Linked DNA regions of Homo sapiens: regions 1 and 2 are each linked to region 3. The links are chromatin contacts, found by Hi-C or POLR2A ChIA-PET in ENCODE. All regions are on one chromosome and are shown on one strand. The core of a region is the stretch at or near the end of the contact, and the rest is flanking DNA. Distances in the headings are between cores, read along the strand shown. Region 1 overlaps CLIC5 (chloride intracellular channel 5). Region 2 has its middle 30 kb from the start of CLIC5. Region 3 overlaps CYP39A1 (cytochrome P450 family 39 subfamily A member 1).

Region 1 (4,015 bases), core at 50-2,549, 680 kb after region 3:
AATAAGTGCATTAATTAAATCAATAGGACAGCCCCACATACACACACACATCTCTGAAGAGGACACCAGCCAGCCACTTCACTGGAATTGCCCTGAGGGAGCCCAGACTCCATCCCCCTCCCCGGGACTCAACCTCATTGCTAGCACTGATTTGAAATCCCACATGAAAAAAAATGCTGTTTTCAATAACTAGAGTTTAGACTTTGCCTGGGAGACCCATAGAGGAAAGTTCATGACGCAGTTAACATTTTCCCTCTTAGAAGTAACACTGGCACTCAGGAGTGGGGGCTTCCGTCATGATCATTAGGAAGTGGAAAGTGGAAGCAGTGAGGAGCAGAGGGGCCCATTTGGTCTGTTGCCAGGCAGTGGATGGAGGGGTGAGGGGCTGGGGTACAATCCTAGTCTGCTAGTGATGTGCTGTGACCTCTTGAGCCAGTCCCTTCACCTCTTGAACCAGTCTCTTCTCTGCTCTAGGACTCAGTTCCCTTCTCTGTGACAGGATATCTCCCAGAGCCCTTCTTGCTCTCTGATTCTTCACATGCCCTTTAGCCAGGTTCCCTCACCACTACCACACCACCCCCAGTGCAACTGTGCCTTTCCTGGGCTGCTTCTCTAACTCAGGGGTCTCCAATCTGCAACCACGGTGGGACCACAAGGTGGACAGAGATCACTGGAATTGTATGCCCCATGCGTCCTTGAACATTCTTCCAGAGGCGAGTCATCATCTGACTTCGTCATCATTTCATCAGATTCTAAGTTTCCATGATCCAAATAGAGCTGGGCAGGGCTGGATGTGGACCCTCCCTCCACTCCCTCCTCTCCACCTACCTTCCCTGTCCTGAGCTCTGCTCCCGCTGGTCCAGGTCCTTCTCTGGACTGCAGTTGTGTATAGGAGGTTTTATGAAGTGCATTCCTGCCATGTTAGTGACCTAACAATCCACTACTCTCAGGTAGCAGAACGCTTGATGCTGTTAAAATGCATATCTCCAGAAGCCTACCAAGGTGGGGGCGCCAAGGGTGAGGCCATCAAGTATTCCAGAGCATCCCAGGATTATACCTTAGATGCCTTTGCACCCATCAGACTGAGGCAGGTGCCACAATTACCTCCCAGTAAATGTCACCAAGCCAGTGCCTCAGCCCCATAGAGACCTGCTGGTCTGCCCAGAACAAACCACCAGCCTCACCAGCTTCCCCAGCGACTCAGGCTGGGAGATGGAGTGGCTGGGAGGTTGTCAGGCCTCTGGAGCAGGACAGCCTGGCCTTCTGGTTCTCTAGGGGGCAGCAAAACCCTCATAACCATTCACCAAGCGCTGGTCGGCCATGTGTTTCTCATCATACCACTATTTGTAAAAGCTGCCAAAAGCCAACACATTATGGGAGGCTTTTTCCCTTAGCTTTATTTTTTAAAGGAGAAAACCACATACAAACACTCCAACCATTTTTTTCAAATCACATTTGATCCCAGGGAGCATTTGGTGTCAAAATGAGGAATCCAGGAAGTCTCAAGTTGTTTCTAAATGAGACTAACATCCATCCCTCTCCTTAGATTGATCTAGTGAACACTCGACAAGGAAGTGTTGTGATTAATGCTGGGATTACTGTTGAGACATTCTGGCCCTTGCCTTTCATCTCCTGAAGTGGCCAAAGTTTCTAGGATTCAGCACTGAGAGTCAGGAGCCCTGCCTCTGGCCACCTCTCTATGAGTGTTTGTCATATGACCTTGGACAAGCCTCTCTCCCGCTCAGACCCTCCTTGCCTTCTCATCTCTAAAATGAGGGGGTGAAACTACATAGTCTCCAAGATGTCTTTTGTTGCATGTTCCACAATTCCATGAGTTTCTCAAAGTACTCTTCCAGAGCTGGTTATTGTCTCAAATAATCCTAGCACATAGATGCTGTAATAAAAATTCAGGAGGGTAAACTGATACAGTCTATTTACACAGCATGTCATTTAGTCAGTCATCTAGCAAGAATGATTTAAGTATCAACAGGGTTCAGAACACTGACAGAATTGGAAGACAACTTGAATTCATTATTTTACAAAATGTATAGCGATAACTCACCACAGTAAAAAACAAGAAAGTTCTGACCCTCTGGGAGGTAGAGAAACAGCCTCCAGACCTCCCACAGGATGGCATGGTAGCTGGGGGCAGGAGGTTTGGAGTCAGAGTGACTCGGGTTCAAATCCATACCACTAGGTTGTGCTATGTTGCAGTAACAAAGCGGCCATAAAATTCCAGTTGCTTAACAGAACACAGGTTTATTTCTCACTTGAGCAAATTCTGAGAGGGTAGGGTGGCCCTCTTCCATCCTGTAGTTTTTGGAATACATGCCCTCCAAGGCTCCTTCAGGGAGAGAGAGAAGAAAGATCTCCCAAAGTGTTTTGCAGGGCCAGGCCTGCAAAAAAAATGTCATGGTGACATTACTTTCCTTCCTATGCCATTGGTCAGAATCCACACGTGATCCCAACTTAGGTGAGAGAGAAGCTGGGAAACAGAATTACATGGCTATTTAGTGAGTATGCATATTCTCCGCTACAGGCAAATGACCTGAATTCTCTAGAATCTTTAATTCTCACATCTTTAAAACAAGAACCATACTGTTGATCTTATAGGGCTATTGTAAAAAATAATACTAATGAGCCTAGAGCCTGATATGAAGTAAGAGCTCATTAAATGGAAGCTCAAGGAGTTAGAAAGAGTGGCCAGTGCCTGTTTTGGGTCTGTCTCCCAGGTGCAATTGTACAGACAATTGGTGACCTTAGGTCTTAAATCCCCAGATCCTAGGGGATATCTTTTAATGAATAAGCCAGGCCTCTTCCACCTCCAGAGATCTTTTGCTTACACAGCAGACATGAGTCAAACAAGCACACAGTCAAGGATTAGAAAAGTCAGATGCATTAACGTCCTTCACGTGTGAGGGGTTGATGAAGTAAGGAAGTGGGAACAATGGAGAAGGGAGAGAGAGAGGAAGTCTTTCCACTTTTCAGCTCGTGAGAAAAAGGAGGGAAAACACTTAAGCTGCCATCAGCAAGGCCATTCCATCAGGACCGTCTTTCTTTTTCTCCAGGGTATCTATCCCCAAAACCAATCTCAGGGCCTAGTCCTCAGTAGGTGTTTCATGCACATTGGTTTAATTGCATGGTGGGTATCCTTTTGTTCAGTGTCTTGGTTGGCTGTGGCTAGTCAGTGAGAAGTCAGCTGGGACTCTAAACCAGATAGGGCACTTACCATCTGCAATGGTTTTCTCTTTTTTTGCTACTATTTTCTACTTTTGAAAAATTTTTTTTTTTTTTTTTTTTTTTTTGGTGAGAAGCCAACTGTTTTACTTCCCAGAATGAAAGTTAAGTGCATGCATTTGAAATAAGATATCCTAAAAACCGGGTGGAGAGAAATTTTCATCAGTTAGATCAGGAGTTAGCAGCTTTATCTGTAAAAGGTCAGATAGTCATGTATTTTTGGCTTTGTGGGCCCTTCAGTGTCTGTCACAATTCCACAGTGACACTGTGAAAGAAGCCATAAACTAGTATGTAAATGAATGGGCATTGCTGTTTCAATAATATTTTACTTATGAACACTGAAATTTGAATTTCATATTATTTTCACGTATCACAAAACAGTATCCTCCTTTTGATTTTTTTCAAGCATTTAAAAATGTGAAAACCATTGTTAGCTTGAGAACCTCAGACAAATAGGGGTCATGGGTCACAGTTTGCTGACTCCTGAGTTAGAAAAAATTATCATCTCTTTGATTATCATCAGATCACATCCAATGTTATTTCAAAGCTGTTTCTGTGAGTGAAACACTCTTCCTTAGCCTTTTAGAGAAACAGAATGTACTTTGTAGCCCGCTTATTTGCATATTTAAAACACGCCATAAATATGGAGGTAAAATGAATGCACTTATCCTATATAGTATCCTCCCCCAGTGTAGTTACTGAAAGTTGCGAGATTAACATCTTAGAGACGCACTTCCCACAAGAACAAAGCTCAAATGGAACACTGCACTACACAGTA
Region 2 (3,689 bases), core at 651-3,150, 580 kb after region 3:
GCATCAAGAGTATTACTGAAGGCCAGCTCTTCACCATGATGGTTAACAATAATGTAACTATTACCGGAAATAACTTAGGACCACACAAATATATCTCACTAAACCCAAACTAAATATATGCCTAATTTAACTTCCCACTTAGTGAAGTACCCAAGATGCCCATGGCAACTCTAATACCATCTGAGGCTAGTGGAAGTATAACAGAGGGAAAGCTGTAATGAAAAGAGGCATTGGTCTTAACCAGTTGCAGCTCAAATATCTTATGCTTGCAAATTTTGCAAAAATAAATCATGTGAACACTACGGTAGGTCCCTTTCTGGGCATGGGAAGGGAGCAGTGAAAGTGAGAGGTCTTGGACTTTGAGTTTTATGATTATGACAATAAATCATCCTTGCGTTAGGTCAGAGTATTCCAAGCTTCTTCCTATACTAACCAGATAAATGGACACAGATTGTTTCCACCATCGTGATTATTAAATTGTCAAATCAATGATGGTTGAGCCATCTTGGGCACCACACTTCCTCCAGGCATGCAGTGAGGACTGGTCATCTCCGCTGGCCCCTGTGCATGTCTGTTAGGAACAAACACCTCCTGTGTAGTTAGACTTCGCTGACACAGGCTTCTATTTAAGGAGATGACTGTTATTAATAGAAAGAGTGCTAAAACTACTCTAAACAGAAATGGACATGGTTTCAAGTGGACTTTATCAAAATCATCATGGTATACACCCATCTGAAAGTAAAAAGCAAGTTTCACATGAATGATGGGGTCTCTTAAGTGACCACACTGAATTGACCATACAGGCTTTTCTAAGTAAAATGTCTAATCTCAGAAAAGGCAGTACCAGGTGGTCTGATGTTAAAGAGACTTTTGACCATTTCCCACTCTCTTTGCACTGTTAGTCAACAGTCACTGGTTGGTTTTGGGAAATGGTACTGACACTTCATTTCGTTTCTTTTGTTTCCATTGAGGTGGAATTGATGAGCTTGTTTTGCTGTTGATTTTACTGTAACTAGGAAGGTCCTTAAGTGAGGCAGATAAGATGGCAGCAGAAGCTATCAGAGGAGGAGAAAGGAACCTTAGAGATTGTCTTCATTACATAGTGGAGGGAACTAAAACCCCAAGAGGAAAAGTTACACATCAGTTAGAAGAAGCATTACTCAGGGGTAAGCAAGGCAAGTTTCATCTCTGGAATCTAGTCCACTTTGTTTCTGTACTTTCAATCCAAACTAATGTTTCACCAAAGTCCTACTGGAGAAGATGGTTTGGGTAACTATGGAGTAATTCTGGCACCCTCTCCTCAGCCCCAGCTCCCCAATCCCATGCCCCAAAGTGATTGCACCTGCCTTTACACAGGTAAGGCGATTGTCAAAACTTGTATTTGAAAAATAATAATACCAAATGCTTATGTTCATGTGCGTTCCTTAGCCAGTGCTTCCAATGACTGGAACATGTTCAAAATTGCATGAATACTATTTCATAGAAGAGAATAAGATGTGGAAGATAGCTGTATTTTGGTAAATACCAATTAGTAATATGGCATAATTGGAACTTTATAAGATATAAAAAATAAAAAATATTTATAATTTGTAATAATTTACTAAATTTAAAAAGTAGGTATAGTTGTTTAAAGATAAAATTATTTTGACTTTGAATAATGATTAAATAAGTTCCTCTCTGGCTTACTGCTTTCTTATTCACGTGTCTTGTTTGATCAAACAGGGAGCCATAGATACACAGACACTAAGTAAACTTCCATGAACAACCCCAAAAGACAGGTAGACCATCTTGTTACCTAGAAGGCCAATGGTTTCTTGGCAACCAGCATCATGGAGAATGGGCCAGTGACTCTCTGCCCTCACTCTGTGGTGTTTCATGAAGTCATATATACTCTGAGTCAATCCAGGGTGAGTCATATTCCCCTGGGCAGGCAGTTCCCACATTGCAAAAGGAAGGAAGGAAAGGAAGCAAGAAAAATAATAATAACTCGGTGGTTATTGTGTTAAATAAAGTACATTTCAATATGTTGTACCAGGTGGTAAAATTATAGAAGCCAATCTTTTCTGAAAATGCAAGATGCGGTATGTTGGATCAAGTGATTTAAAAAAAATGTAATTGTTTTCAAACTTGTTTATCTTCTGACCTCTTGGAACTGCCTATTAAAAAGAGGAAGCTAATTCCTCTGGCAAACTTTGTGGAAACTTGACACAGAGTCTTAGGGTGGTATTAAAAATGCAACAGGGCATTTTACTCTCAGAGGAGAGCGGGTGTGGTGGGGGACTACGGCCCACTCACTGCTCCAGGTCAGCAAGCTAAGAATGATTTATTTATGGCAAGCATGCTAGATGCCAGCCGCTTCTGGAGGAGCTGAGTGCTCAAGAATGAAGGCCTCAAACACAGGAGATGAATCTCCCATAACCTCTGATGATTTATGAGAGAGTTATTAATTTGATTCTCATTGTCAGGTGATGGATCAAGATACATTTTGAATTTGAGCTATTGTTCTTTCACTTTCTTTGTCTTCAGTAGGATATAGTTTAGATTGTAACTTTCATTAATTGTGTTATAATCCTACAAGTAGCTGAATATGCATTCTTTTTCATCTTCAGTCACTCTATGGCCCCCAAATCATATAAGAAAAATAGATGACTGTTTAGTTAGAGAAGTAAGTTCCCAGAAGCATTTTCATCCAGGCTCACCCCAAGAAACCTACATTCCTGCCACTGTCAAGCGGGTCTGCTCTCCAGATGTGAAGCAAAAGATCACCAAATCTCCATTTCCATTTTACCTTTGCCCTGAAGGTTTGTAACAATACTGAAAGCAAATAACTCAAATCCACAGTGCAAAATTTCCAAATTTATGTAAATTTCTGGACAGGCCTGGTCTTAAACCAAGTGATGATACAGGTAAAATCTCTTTCCAAAGCCACCATTTCCCTCCACTACTTCTTGTTTTCCCCTTCCTTGTTCTCCCCTCTTTATGTACCCTCTTTGGGTACTACTCTCGGAAAAGAGCCTGTCAAGTGCAGTCATTCCAGGGAATAAATATGATCTGAGGTGGTTATTTTTATCAAGGTATTTTCCTTTTTTATTAGTCAAAAAGCCTCAACTGGAGCAAGGAACCCTTTGTAAAACTTCAAGCCACAACAGATGGCATCTTCCAAGGAAAGAACCTTTGAAGCATTCACAGGTGACTACCACAGAGACCCTCATGGGTGACTACTGTGCTAATGGCTGCTTTTGAATTTGGGCAGCTCCGCAGGTAGATACCAGGCACTATTTTGCTCCCAGCATTGTAGTTGTTTCTTTTCTCCCACAAGCATATGGAAGCAGGCAATGCATCTTATCCAACTTCGCCTACCCCACAACACACAGCAGAGGACATTGCACACAGCAGGCTGACTGGCATCCGATGAATCTGTGAACTGAAGAGTGGGCTGTCCCTCCTTTTAAGAATGCAATGATAAACTCTGCTGCCCTCTGCAAGTTAGATACAGAGAGCTCCTTGCCATACCTCAGTGTAGAGCACCACCTCCCTCCTCATTTTTCACATTGGTGAATGGAGACATAGCACAGTGCATGAGCTGCCCTCAGGAAGTAAATGAAGCACAAGTGAAGGGACATTCCTTTCTTCCCATCTCCACAGTTCAGATTTTGTGTGTGTGTGTTGCCTGAACTGTACTCTGAAGT
Region 3 (3,696 bases), core at 262-2,761:
TACCAATGTGCTCAGTATTGGTATTGAAAAGATGAATAGGGATTGGCCACATGCTTTTATTGGAAAGAGTAAGTAAATGGATAGTTTCAGGTAACTTGGGCTTGGATCCAGACATCCCAATTTGTAGTTGTAGACTGTCATGGTGGTAATTTAAATTTTCTGTGCCTCCATTTCCTAATAAGAGATAATGTACTATTTTACCTAATAAGGGTAAAAAAAGGGATAATGTATGTGAACCTCCCACTGTGGTCTTAGAACTTGGGTGCTCAATAAATGGTAATTCTCATTTCTCTACAAAGTTGTTATGAGGATTTAATAAGATAAGCCTAGCTGGTATCAATGAATATTAGCTCTTTCTCTCCATTTGTACCCATTCTCCTTCTGTGTGCCATTCCTGTTTGCATTGCTTAGCATTATGGTCCTACAAGCTTCCGCATGAATGGTGCTGGTGAAATTGGAACTTTCAACACTTCTAAAGAGAGGCAAGACTTAAAAAACTGTTTTTTGTGGGTTTTTTTGTTGTTGTTGTTGTTTTGTTTTGTTTTGTTTTTTTGAGATGGTGTCTCATTCTATCACCCAGGCTGGAGTGCAATGGCGTGATCTCGGCTCACTGCAACCTCTGCTTCCCGGGTTCAAGCGATTCCCCTGCCTCAGCCTCCTGAGCAGCTGGGATTACATGCGTGAGCTACTGGGCCCGGCTAAAAAACTGTTTCTTTTAAAATCTGTCTTGCATTAGATTAGAGCCATGAGATTTGTCTGTCACGTCATGTTCAGTGCCAACAGTTTCCTGGGCCAGGAGGTTCTCACATTAGCCTAAGATGCTACTTATATTATCTGAAATTAAAGGGTAACTTTTTAAATATACTTGTTTTCTACTAAACAGGAGGATTTAACCTATCCATGATGATATGTGTGGGCATTTTTCTTCCTTTTTCTTCTAACAGATAGAAATTAGGAAGATGTTTTAAGTATTATTTATTTAGCCTTACTTTTATAAAGGCCTAGGTTGTTAAAGGCTTTCTCAGTCATGATATTCTAGTTTCCCTTAACTTGTTGAAAAATTTACTGCATAAAGAGAAGGGATAGAAATTCTGGCCTCTTTTCTCAAAGGTATGTTAGCCAGTGGAATATACATTTCATCTGATATGGTCAAGTAAAAGTAGTCTAAACCCTTCCCCTTCTTTATGTACCTATAATATTCTTCTCTGGTTTTTCCTTAAATAATATTCTTGGAAACTGATTAAGCTATAGCAAAATTGAGAAACAAACATCAAAACAACTCTCAAAGTAGCAACAAAACAGGCACTCCTGTCAAAGAATTATTTTTCAATATCTTGTTAGAAACATCCCCCGGAAGAAAGACACACAAAGCCCCATTGATCTGACACAGGGGAAGTCGGTTCTTTGGAATTTGTTCTTGGCGCTGGTCTGAAAGGATTTAAATCATTCATTTCAGAAAGAAAGTGTCTGATGATTAGAGAATATTCCATCTCACTGGCTCTTGTTGGCACCTCCAAGAGGCAGCCTGGTGAGCAGGCAGAGATCCTGGAGAGGCTTTAGAGTCAGATCCAAAGCCAATTGCCAGCACTGGGTAACAGTGGGCCAATTGTTTAACCTGCCCAAGCCTCAGTGCCCTTATCTGTAAAATGGGATTAATGCTATACCTACCTTAAAGGGTTGTTGTAAGGATTATTTTGGTAAGAAATAGATTGTGGCTAATAGCACCTGGTTCAGCATAGGTCTTCAATAAATGCTAGTTTTCTTCCCTTACAAAAATTATCTCCCTAGTTTCAGTCAATCATTATTTTCAATGGCCCGTTAATACTGAACATAGGCTTCCAAATATTTGATGGCTCAAAGGCCCCAGAGTGGGAATATCCACTGCTATTCTGCTTTAGTGACCTTTATTGCTGCTGAGAATACCAGAAGCCCTACCAGAGGTGTAGGTGGTGGGGCCTGTCTTTTCCTGGAGCCCAGAGTATATCTATATCTCCTCTCTCCTACTTTGTACTCTGCCTCAAGGCCCATAGGACTCAGAGCTCAGGCTTCAGATGGGTTAGGCACTGGGTCACTAGGAGGCTCCATTGTGGCCCAAGATATTAACTATAATTTATGAAATTATTTTTATGGGAAAACCATTTCTAAGTTCCAAGAAATTTCTGACTGCCAAATGATTTTTTTAGAAGATTTCTCCAAACCAATCACAAAGCTGACATTTTACCTTTTTTATCTGCTGCATCTCTTACATTCTTTCTAAATACTTTCAGTAGCAATTGCTACCCCATCCCACTCTCAACTCCCACAGTATTTATTTTTTGTAACATGTGTTTGCTCTCTCACTGTCTTGTACATTTCGTTCATTTTTCTCCAATATGTATTCATATGCCCAACTAAATGTGAAAATACTTTGGACAGGAATTATCTCCCAACATATTTGTGTTTACCATGATCGGTAGAAGACTCTCTGGCATGGTATGAAGACTCCATCAAAATCTCTTTTTGAATAGATAAATCAGTACCAAAGAACACACTCAATTCATCTTCTCTTTGACACAGCAAAGATACAGAGTTTTCCTCCTTGCCCTTTCTCTCATTTGTTCTTACCTCTCCAAAACAATGGAATGACATTATGGTGGCTGCTTCTGCAGTTCAGTGAGCTGAGTGGCCCTTCTTCTTCTTGCCCATCTCTGACCTTGGACTTGAACTGTTTTACAAAATACTAATTGGTACTGTTGGGAGCAGTTTTCAACCCCTTTCCCAAATGTGGGTGCACAAAGACCTCAAAGTCACTTATTCTTGCTTATTGATGTAGTAATACATATAAACTTTTATTAACTATTTTATATGCCTTTTTATCTTTTAAAAATACTTTGGCTTTTTTAAAAATAGAAAAAATTTTAAAAACTGTAATCTGTTAAGGAAAAAGGAGACATTAAAAAAAAGTGGCTCACGCCTGTAATACCAGCACTTCGGGAGGCTGAGGCGGGCGGATCACAAGGTCAGGAGATCGAGATCATCCTAGCTAACACGGTGAAACCCTGTCTCTACTAAAAATACAAAAAATTAGCCATGCGTGGTGGCAGGTGTTTGTAGTCCCAGCTACTCGGAAGGCTGAGGCAGAAGAATGGTGTGAACCCAGGAGGCGGAGCTTGCAGTGAGCCGAGATTGCGCCACTGCACTCCAGCCTAGGCAACAGAGCGAGACTCTGTCTCAAAAAAAAAAAAAATAAATAAATAAAAGTAACAGCCATTTGTAGTTTAGCTAAATTGCTTATGTTTGTCATTTAAAAAGTAGTATCCAATTTTATTGAATCTCTAAAGCTATATTTAGGCACATACAACTATGAACATCCGTTTTGCGTAACTGAAAATCTAAGTAATATGGCTTGGCTCTGTGTACCCACCCGCATCTCATCTTGAATTGTAATCCCCACATGTAAAGGGAGGGACCTGGTGGGAGGTGATTGGATAATGGGGACAGTTTTCCCCAGGCTGTCCTTGTGATAGTGAGTGAGTTCTCATAATATCTGATGCTTTAAAAGTGTTTGGCCATTTTCCCCACCCCCTTCTTCTGCCACCGTGTAAGATGTGCCTTGCTTCCCATTTGCCTTCTGCCATGATTGTAAGTTTCCTGAGGCCTCCCCACCCATGCAGAACTGTGAGTCAGTTGAACCTCTTTTGTTTATAAATTACCCAG

What was found. Hi-C counts contacts between places; a loop is a spot of excess contacts on that map. ChIA-PET counts read pairs that join two places held with the same protein, here RNA polymerase II (POLR2A). Pooled maps may share reads with other maps.
Region 1: a loop to region 3 is called in a pooled map of heart left ventricle, with 1.8 times the contacts of the local background. The contact joins two enhancer-like sites. A Hi-C loop is called at or near these places in 9 of 168 maps with a recorded cell type or tissue (CD4-positive, alpha-beta T cell, CD4-positive, alpha-beta memory T cell, CD8-positive, alpha-beta T cell and 5 more), 19 of 37 single-sample maps with no recorded cell type and 21 of 50 pooled maps. POLR2A ChIA-PET finds 5 or more read pairs at or near these places in 1 of 52 experiments (activated CD4-positive, alpha-beta T cell).
Region 2: a loop to region 3 is called in a pooled map, with 17 times the contacts of the local background. The contact joins two enhancer-like sites. A Hi-C loop is called at or near these places in 10 of 37 single-sample maps with no recorded cell type and 10 of 50 pooled maps.

The regions. Positions count from the first base shown.
Region 1 is chr6:45,943,840-45,947,854 of GRCh38, reverse strand. All of the region lies in intron 3 of CLIC5 (chloride intracellular channel 5), which reads left to right. Among named protein-coding and RNA genes, the nearest start is that of CLIC5, 70 kb to the left of the region's middle. Within about 2 kb of position 1,299, at least 4 of the 41 ENCODE cell types and tissues checked have a DNase peak (open chromatin) inside an H3K27ac peak, as active enhancers do.
Region 2 is chr6:46,043,647-46,047,335 of GRCh38, reverse strand. It overlaps a transcript of CLIC5 not described here. Among named protein-coding and RNA genes, the nearest start is that of CLIC5, 30 kb to the right of the region's middle. Within about 2 kb of position 1,900, at least 5 of the 41 ENCODE cell types and tissues checked have a DNase peak (open chromatin) inside an H3K27ac peak, as active enhancers do.
Region 3 is chr6:46,626,953-46,630,648 of GRCh38, reverse strand. All of the region lies in intron 6 of CYP39A1 (cytochrome P450 family 39 subfamily A member 1), which reads left to right. Among named protein-coding and RNA genes, the nearest start is that of CYP39A1, 24 kb to the left of the region's middle. Within about 2 kb of position 1,511, at least 2 of the 41 ENCODE cell types and tissues checked have a DNase peak (open chromatin) inside an H3K27ac peak, as active enhancers do.